Linked DNA regions of Homo sapiens: region 1 is linked to region 2. A link is an interaction called in ENCODE POLR2A ChIA-PET data of the cell type or tissue named here. Cell type or tissue: PC-9. All regions are shown on one strand. Each heading gives the region's core, and the rest is flanking DNA. Links, peaks and the distances in the headings are about the cores only.

Region 1 (4,392 bases), core at 87-4,086, 90 kb before region 2:
GACAGCGAATGACTTTCGCTGGTTTATGTATTTACCATGCTATTTTCCTTATCATTACATTAGAGTATATACTCATTCTGCTTATAAACAAAAGTGAACAGCCTCAGACAGGTTCCTGCAGGAGGTGCTTCAGAAAGCATTGTTATCTTGTTGTCACAGGAGGTGACAGCTCCATGTGTGTTACTGTCCCTGAAGACCCTATAGTGAGACAAGATGTGGAGATGAAAATCAGTGATATTGATGATCCTGAGCCTGTGTAGGCCTAGGCTAAGGTAGATGTTTGTGTCTTATTTTTAAATAAAACATCTGAAAGGTAAAAAGAAAAAAAAATTTAAATAGAAAAAAAAGCTTATAGAATAAGAATATAAAGAAGTTATATATATATATATATATATATTTATTTATTTATTTATTTATTTATTTATTTATTTATTTTTTGAGACAGAGTCTTGCTCAGTCACCCAGGCTGGAGTGCAGTGGCGCAATCTCCACTCACTACAAGCTCCACCTCCTGAGTTTGTGCCATTCTCCTGCCTCAGCCTCCCGAGTAGCTGGGACCACAAGTACCCGCCACCACGCCCAGCTAATTGTTTTGTTTTGTTTTTTTTTGTATTTTTAGTAGAGACGGGGTTTCACCGTGTTAGCCAGGATGCTCTCGATCTCCCAACCTTGTGATCTGCCCGCCTAGGCCTCCCAAAGTGCTGGGATTACAGGCTTGAGCCACCACGCCTGGCCAAGAAAGAAAATATTTTTGATTAGCCAGGCATGATGTTATATACCTGTAGTCCCAGCTACTCTGGAGACTGAGGCAGGAGGATCACCTGAGCCCGGGATTTTGAGGTTGTCATGAGCTATGATCACACCAATGCACTCTAGCCTGGGGAATAAAACAAGACTGTCTCAAAAAAAAAAAAAAGAAAGAAAGAAAGAAAGAAGGAAAGAAAGAAAGAAAGAAAGAGAAAGAAAAAGATATGTTTGGTTCAGCTGTACAATGTGTTTGTGGTTTAAGCTGTGTTATTACAAATTACTCAAAAAGCTTTTAAAAATTAAAAAGTCTTCTAAGTTAAAGTTATTGTAAGCTAAGTTTAATTTATTCTTTTAAAAGACTTAGGAAATTTAGTATAGCTTAAGTGTACAGTGTTTATAAAGTCTACAGTAGTGTATAGTGATGTTCTAGGCCTTCACCTTCACCCACCACTCACTCACTGACTCAAGAGCAACTTCCAGTCCTGCAAGCTCCATTTATGGTAAATGCCTATACAGGGGGTAGCATATTTTCTCCTTTATTTATTTATTTATTTATTTTTGAGACAGAGTTTTGCTCTTGTTGCCCAGGCCGGAGTGCAATGGCGCAATCTCGCTCACCGCAACCTCCGCCTCCCGGGTTCAAGCGATTCTCCTGCCTCAGCCTCCTGAATAGCTGGGATTACAGGCATGTGCCACCACACCCAGCTAATTTTGTATTTTTAGTAGAGACGGGGTTTCTCCATGTTGGTCAGGCTGGTCTTGAACTCCCAACCTCAGGTGATCCACCCACCTCAGCCTCCCAAAGTGCTGGGATTACAGTTGTGAGCCACCGAGCCCGGCTTCTCTTTTATACTGTATTTTTATTGAACCTTTTCTGTTTAGATACACAAGTACTGACCATTGTGTTTCAACAGCCTGCAGTATTCAGGACAGCCACGTGCTGGGCAGGTTTGTAGCCGAGGAGTAATAGGCTATATCGTATAGCCTGGGTGTATAGTCAGCTGTACCATCTAGGTTGTGTAAGTACACTCTGTGATGTTTGCCTAATGAGGCACTTCCCAGAACTTATCCCCATGGTTAAGCAATGCATGACTATAAATGAAACATGAATAAGATCAAGATGTAAATGGTGGCTGGGGGCAGTGGCTCACTCCTGTAATCCCAGCACTTTGGGAGGTGAGGCGGGTGGATCACTTGAGGGCAGGAGTTCGAGACCAGCCTGACCAACATGGCGAAACCTTGTCTCTACTAAAAATACAAAAATTAGCCAGGCATGGTGGCACACGCCTGTAATCCCAGCTACTTGGGAGGCTGAGGCAGGAGAATCACTTGAACCCGGGAGGTGGAAGTTGCCATGAGCTGAGATCACGCCACTGCACTCCAGACGGGGCAACAGAGCGAGACTCCATCTGTAAGAATTAAAGAGGAAAGAAACATGAAAAGCAGCTCAACAGTCAAAGACAGGTTTATTTTGGAAAATAAACTTGAGAGGGGCTTCTGGCCATTTTTGGTCAGGAGCGCTTTCTCTTATAGACTAAGAGTATTTATTGGTTTTAGGGTGAGGGAGCTTATCACAGGCTCAGAATGTTTCTGCATGAGGGAGAAGTTTATTTTGGGGTTGGAACGTCTCTAGTTGGACGGGAGGTTATCTTGAGGCTGACATCTCTCTGGCCTGTGGGGAGGTTATCTCGGGGATGGCATGTCTCTGGTCGGGGAGGTGTTTATCTTGTGGTTGGAATGTTTCTGGCCAGAGTTGTCATTTGTGGTTTATGGCCATGCTGACCTTAGCCATTAGGCTGATGCCCTTTGGATTTAGGTGGTTTTTGATCAAGGGGGACTTTAGAAGGACAGTGCTTGTCCAAGACGGCGATCCTCCTGCCCTGTCACCATCTCCCCCACCACAAAGAAAAAGATGTAAATTGAATCTGAACCTGTATTCGTTCCCTATTGCTGCTCTAAGAAACTATTGGTAAACACAGTAGCTTTGGGCAGGGCATGATGGCCCCGGCAGGCTGAGGCAGGAGGATGGTTTTAGCCCAGCGGGTGGAGGCTGGAGTGAGCTATGATCGTGCTGCCGCACTCTAGCCTGCACAACAGAGTGAGACCCTGTCTCAAAAAATGATAATAATACAAAATAAACATAGTCGTTTGAAAAAGCACCAATTTATTATTGAAAAAGCACAAATTTATTAATGCTGAAGATTGGAAGCCCAACACAGGTCTTACTGGACTAAAATAAAGAGGTCGACAGGACCGTGTTCTTTCTGGAAGCCCTAGGAGAGACTCCATTTCCTCACCTTTCTCAGCATCTAGAGGCTGCCCACATTCCTTGGTTCTTGGTCCCTTCCTTCATGTTCGAACACAGCAACAGTGGTTGAGTTCTTTCCAGATGGCACCACTCTGATATCCTCTTCTGCCTCCCTCTTCCACGTTTAAGGATTTATGTGATTACACTGTGTCCATCTGGATCATGTCCCACTTTTAAGATCAGCTAATTAGCAACTGAGGGTTTTTTTTGGCTGGGCATGGTGGCTCACGCCTGTAATCCCAGCACTTTGGGAGGCCAAGGCGGGTGGATCACCTGAGGTCTGGAGTTTGAGACCAGCCTGGCCAACATGGTGTAACCCCATCTCTACTAAAAATACAAAAAATTAGCCAGGCGTGGTGGTGGGCACCTGTAATCCCAGCTACTCGGGAGGCTGAGGCAGGAGAATTGCTTGAACTTGGGGGACAGAGGTTGCAGAGAGCTGAAATCGTGCCATTGCACTCCAGCCTGGGAAACAAGAGTGAAACTCCATCTCAAAAAGAAAAAAAAAACAACTGAGGGTTTTTTCTTCCTCTTGACATCAACCGTGTCTTTTCCAACACCACTTCTCCAACTCTCTGATGCCAGCTTGGTGTCCTACAATTCAATTCCTTTCTGACACTACCTGGAGTTATTGTGTGACTCCACAGTCACACAAGACTGTCCTTAGACACCAAAGAAAGGACTGGGTTCCCAGGTTAGCCTAACTTCTGCTGATTGACCTACAAAGGAAAGTTCCTACAAAGAGGTTTCAACTACCTCATTACCCCAAGGTTAAATAATTTGCTAGAATGACTCACAGAACTCAGGAAAAGCTGTGCTTACTCTTACCGTTTATTATAGAGTACAAATGAACAACCAGATGAAGAAGTACCCAGGACAAGGTAAGTCCCGAGTGCAGAAGCCACTGTCTCAGTCAAGATGGGGTGCACCACCCTCTGGGATGAGGATGTGTTTGCCAACTTGGAAGCTCCCTGAACCCCATCATTTAGGGGCTTCTATGGAGGCTTCAGTCCATAGGTTTGACTGTGGCCACTGGTGATCAGCTCAATCTCCAGCCACTCTCCCTTCCCTGGAGGTTGGGGGAGGGGGTGCAGGAAATGCTGATCTTCTAATCAAGCTTGGTCTTTCTGGCAGCCAGCTCCCACCCTGAAGCTAAGTACAAGAGTTGCCTCACTAAAACAAAAGAGGCTCTTAACACTCTATTGCTCAAAATTCCAAGGGTTTAGAGCTTTGTGCCAGAAACCAGGGACAACGACCAAATATCTTTCTTGTTATTCCACAGCAATATCAGTTCCATCTACAACCCTGATTCCCCTTTGCCATGAAAGGTAACACAT
Region 2 (4,392 bases), core at 327-4,326:
GCATGCTGGCCCTTGTTAACCCTGAGTGGTGAAAAGTCGGTAGAGGAAAGATCACAGAGGCACGCGGCCGTGGGCTGCCGTCCTTTTCCACGCTGACCTCTTCCTTTTGCTGCTTCATCCTGGGAGGCTGTGGTCTGATGCTTTGTTCCCTGATGTGGGGCAGTCGGGCCACTGTTCAGCGCACTGCCTGCTCACGGATCAGTCCCCAGTCTGCGGCGGTGCCTCTTCCTCGCTGGGGCTGTCCTTGGGCTTCTGAGATTCCGCTGGCTTTACAGATGCATTCTCCATTCTTCACACATCAGCAATTTTGAGGATTTCTTGTGGGGTTTGGTTAGAGTCACAAGTAACATTCTTTTTTTCAGCAACAAAAGGGGCCTTTCTAAAAAATTAAGCTTTTTCAATAACTTCTGGTTACTAATACTTGATTATGATGTTAATTTTTAAAGTTTTGTTTGTCTGAATATATTTTAAAATTGTACTTATTTAGCAAAAGCAAGCTTGCTTTTATGTCCAGGTCTCATTTTAAATGCAGGCACTGCTTTTTCTCAGTTCCTTTTGGAAAGGTAATTTCTGTCACAGTGTAATGTGTTATCCTAACGCCTAGCGCAGCCTTCATCTTTGAATAACAATGTTTTTTCCCACATCAAACGAGTGAACCATCTTTGTTTTCTGTCCTGCCTCTGCCGCCCACAGCTTGAATTCGGAGTGATTTACCACTGCACAGAGGAGCGGCTGTACACGGGCCGGCGGGGTCGGGGCGCCTTCTGCAATGGCCAGCGGCTCCGGGTCTCCGGGGAGACAGGTGGGCTTCACAACGCTCGTCTCAGTTTACTTCTGAAATAAAAGTGTGAAAGGAGAATGCCAAAGCCACCATGATGTGGGACGGTGGTGGAGGTCCCTTGCTGATGGTGTCATCTCTTTTTAGGGACATCGTGTCCCTGATGAACTGGAAATGGAGCCAGTTCTGTATGTTAGTGTTTTTGTTCACGTGGCCAGGAGCTTTAAATAACCTCATTCTGCTTTGCGCTCACATCCCTCATCTTTCAGGCTAAAAGTACTCCAGTCGCAGTCACGATTTGGTTGTAGTGGGATTGGGTGAGCAGCCCGAGGCCAGGTGCTTGTTCCCCTCAGAGCACCCGGCACACCTCGGTGGTCCCGATTTTGCCCAGGCACTGCTGCCCAGGTGCAGTCTGTGGCCCCTGAGTGTGCACAACAGTAACTGGCTTCAGCTTCTGTGAGAAGAGCCATCCTGGGGAATGAGTCATGTGAAGAGGCACCTTAGCCCCTCTGCAGTTATGGCCTGCCGTGATTTCCTTAGCCCAGAATCTCAGGGTCATCCAGTGGCTCTGAGAGAGGGGTTCCCATTCCCTGCATACTGCCTGGAACCGCCTGTCCTGAATGGGCCAGTTTAGGTTTTCACTGATTCTTTTCGGCCTTTCTCCCACATGGATGAATCTGGTGATATTTTAACTGCATTGTGAGACAGGTACTGTAGGGAACAGAAGAATGCCAGACAAATGAGAGAAGCCTCAGACTAGCAGCAGCTGCATGGGAGATTTTACAAGCTCCATAATACCTGCATGTCTGGGTTTGAAAAGGCGGAAGTGCACTGCTGCTTGTTTCTGCCTTGTGTGTCTCTGGCGTGGACATCATGCAGGGCCCCCCATCTCATTCCCTGCCAGTTACACTCTTTCTTCTGCTCTCCCATCAGCCTCCCTGCCGCCTCCCCTCTTGACCCACTTCCAGCCTCTCTTAAAAATTCCTTTCCTGGCAACCTTTCTTCATTGTCTCTATTTATTCCTACTTCTTTCCTCCCTGGCTGATGCCTGTGTGCCCAGATGGCCTTCGAGGCAGCGAGAGGAGCTATGGCCATGGCCCATCTCTGCTGCTGTGAGCCCGTGCGGCCAGGAAAGTGGCGGGCCAGGATGGATGAGGTGTCAGGAGAGGGCCCGCCACTGTGTGAGGGACACGAAGGGCAAGATTGTGCAAAGGAGAGGAGGTGGCTGCAGGAGAGCCCAGAGCAGGGGAAGGGAGAAGTCATGGGGGCCTCTGAGGGGCAACCAGCAGTTGGACTCACCAGTTAGAGCTTCTGATCCCAGAGAGGCCTTGGAATGGCCTCTGGCCCTGCCTCACCTTCCCTCTCCAGAAGTGTTTTGTTTGGCAGTGAAAAAAGTAGCTTTAATTACAGCTGTGCGTGCCAGGAGGTGCCCACTCCAGCCTCATTGTGTAACTGGTGGTGAGGAAGCATGCTACTAAGCATGCTCGGGTGAACTTTGCTCTATATTTCACTGGATTATAACACTGAACTCTATTAACATGCTCTTGGCATCCTGGCTGCCCGCCCGTGTAGCTCAGTCAGGCTGCAACTCTGCGTCCTCCCAGCCTGCAGGCTGCTAGCTCAAGCACCAACTCCACTAGGGCAAGGGCTTTGTCCAGGGCCCCTTTATGTGGCCCCCAGTAGGCCTGGTAATTTCGTAGAATGAAGGAAACATGAAGTGCTCATGTTCTGAAACTCATTTGTGACTTTAGAAAAATTCTGATGGATAAAATGCATAGCAGATAGCTGCTGCTAGTCTGAGGCTTCTCTCATTTGTCTGGTATTCTTCTGTTCCCTACAGTACCTGTCTCACAATGCTATAAAATATCACCAAATTCCTCCATATGGGAGAAAGGCCAAAAAGAATCAGTGAAAACCTAAACTGGCCCATTCAGGACAGGCGGTTCCACGTGTTTTCTACCATGGTTGTTTTCTTTCCTATGGGTAGATGGACTTCAGGAGGTGACAGTGCATGCTCTTCAGCAGCACGGTCTCTTGGCACCATGCAGACCCAATTTCAGATCCTGATTCTGCCGCTTTTTTTTTTTTTTTTCTGAGATGGAGTCTTGCTCTGTCACCCAGGCTGGAGTGCAGTGGCACAATCTTGGCTCACTGCAACCTCCACCTCCTGGGTTCAAGTGATTCTTCTGCCTCCCAAGCAGCTGGGATTACAGGTGCGCACCACCACACCTGACTAATTTTGTATTTTTAGTAGAGACGGGGTTTCACCATGTTGGCCAGGCTGGTCTCAAACTCCTGACCTCAAGTGATCCACCCGCCTCGGCCTCCCAGAGTGTTGGGCTTACAGGTGTGAGCCACCACACCTGGCCGATTCTGCCACTTTCTAAGGTGACTAGAACTCGAGCAAGTTCCTTAACCTCTCTGAATCTCAGTCCTCATATTGAAAACGGGGATGCTGATGATAATAAAAATAACCGAGAGGATTAAATAAGTTACGCATATAAAGCACCCAGCATAGTGCCTGGGGCACAGTATCCTAAAATGAGAACCATTATCAAAGAAGAAACTTGAATCTTTGCACAAAACCAATCAAGTCATGCCCCGTTGTTAAAATTAGGACTTGTTTCTGGAGGACACAGTCATTAAAACAAGCACCACTAATCTCTCTCTCTTTCTCCCTCTCTCTTTCTGCTTCCCTTGGCTTCCCCTTTCTTATTTCTATTATGCCTTGCTGGAATATCTTCAACTCACAAGTTAAAAAACAGCACTGGATAGAGGTAAAGGATTAGAAGAAGGCAAGAATTTTATTAGCTGCTTCTTCAAATTCTACCATGCAAATTTCAGACATACACAAAGTACACAGAAAAAGCAAAATGATGCCCCATGACCCCTCACATGGCAGCACGCCTGCTTCGTGTGTGTCCACCAGCTCCCGCCACCCCCAGCTGCCTGGAGCCAATCCCAGGCATCAGGTCACTTCCTAGTCAGTACTTCAGCGTGTCTCCAAAAACAGACTGCTCTCTTACAAATACAATCACATCATCAATATCACTCTCTACCCAAAATGCATCCCTAAAATCAGCAAATAATCCCATCAGTGTTCAAATTTCCAATTGTCTCGTTTTTATGGAAAGTGGCCTCCTAAGGTCATAGTCTGCGTTCTGGGGGGACTTCCTGTTCCTGGGTCAGTCTTTGTTGCCTTTTCACTGGACTGTGCTAGGAAGTACGTATTTTTTATTTGTTTTGTTTTGTTTTTTGAAACAGGATCTCACTCTGTCACCCAGGCTGGAGTGCGGTGGTGCAGTCTTGGCTCACTGCAGCCTCCACATCCTAGGTTCAAGCAATTCTCCTGCCTCATCCTCCTGAGTAGCTGGGACTACAGGCATGCGCCACCACATCTGGCTAATTTTTTTGTATTTTTTAGTAGAGACGGGGTTTCACCATGTTGGCCAGGCTGGTCTCAAACTGCTGACCTCAAGTGAGCCTTTTGCCTCGGCCTCCGAAAGTGCTGGGGTTACAGTTGTGAGCCACTGCACCTGACCATATTTTTAAAATATAGAGTCGATAATGAGTTATACTGGGTTTTTTTTTTTCTGTTTTTTTTTTTCTGAGAT

What was found. Peaks named below come from ENCODE experiments on the same cell type or tissue, not always from the same donor. Only the 100,000 strongest peaks of a DNase experiment are listed, where the experiment ranks them.
Region 1: POLR2A ChIA-PET joins it to region 2 with 8 read pairs; 5 of 35 experiments call an interaction of 5 or more read pairs at or near these places.

Annotation. Positions count from the first base shown.
Region 1 is chr18:11,923,507-11,927,898 of GRCh38, forward strand. The region is part of intron 2 of LOC101927511 (a long non-coding RNA gene); the gene reads right to left. Among named protein-coding and RNA genes, the nearest start is that of MPPE1, 17 kb to the left of the region's middle. In PC-9, for the core only: no CTCF peak of the experiment used is centred there; a DNase peak (open chromatin) is centred at 1,765.
Region 2 is chr18:12,013,572-12,017,963 of GRCh38, forward strand. It overlaps IMPA2 (inositol monophosphatase 2), which reads left to right. Exons shown (of 8, transcript NM_014214.3): 5 at 694-802. Among named protein-coding and RNA genes, the nearest start is that of IMPA2, 34 kb to the left of the region's middle. In PC-9, for the core only: no CTCF peak of the experiment used is centred there; a DNase peak (open chromatin) is centred at 2,250; H3K27ac peaks cover 1,376 bases.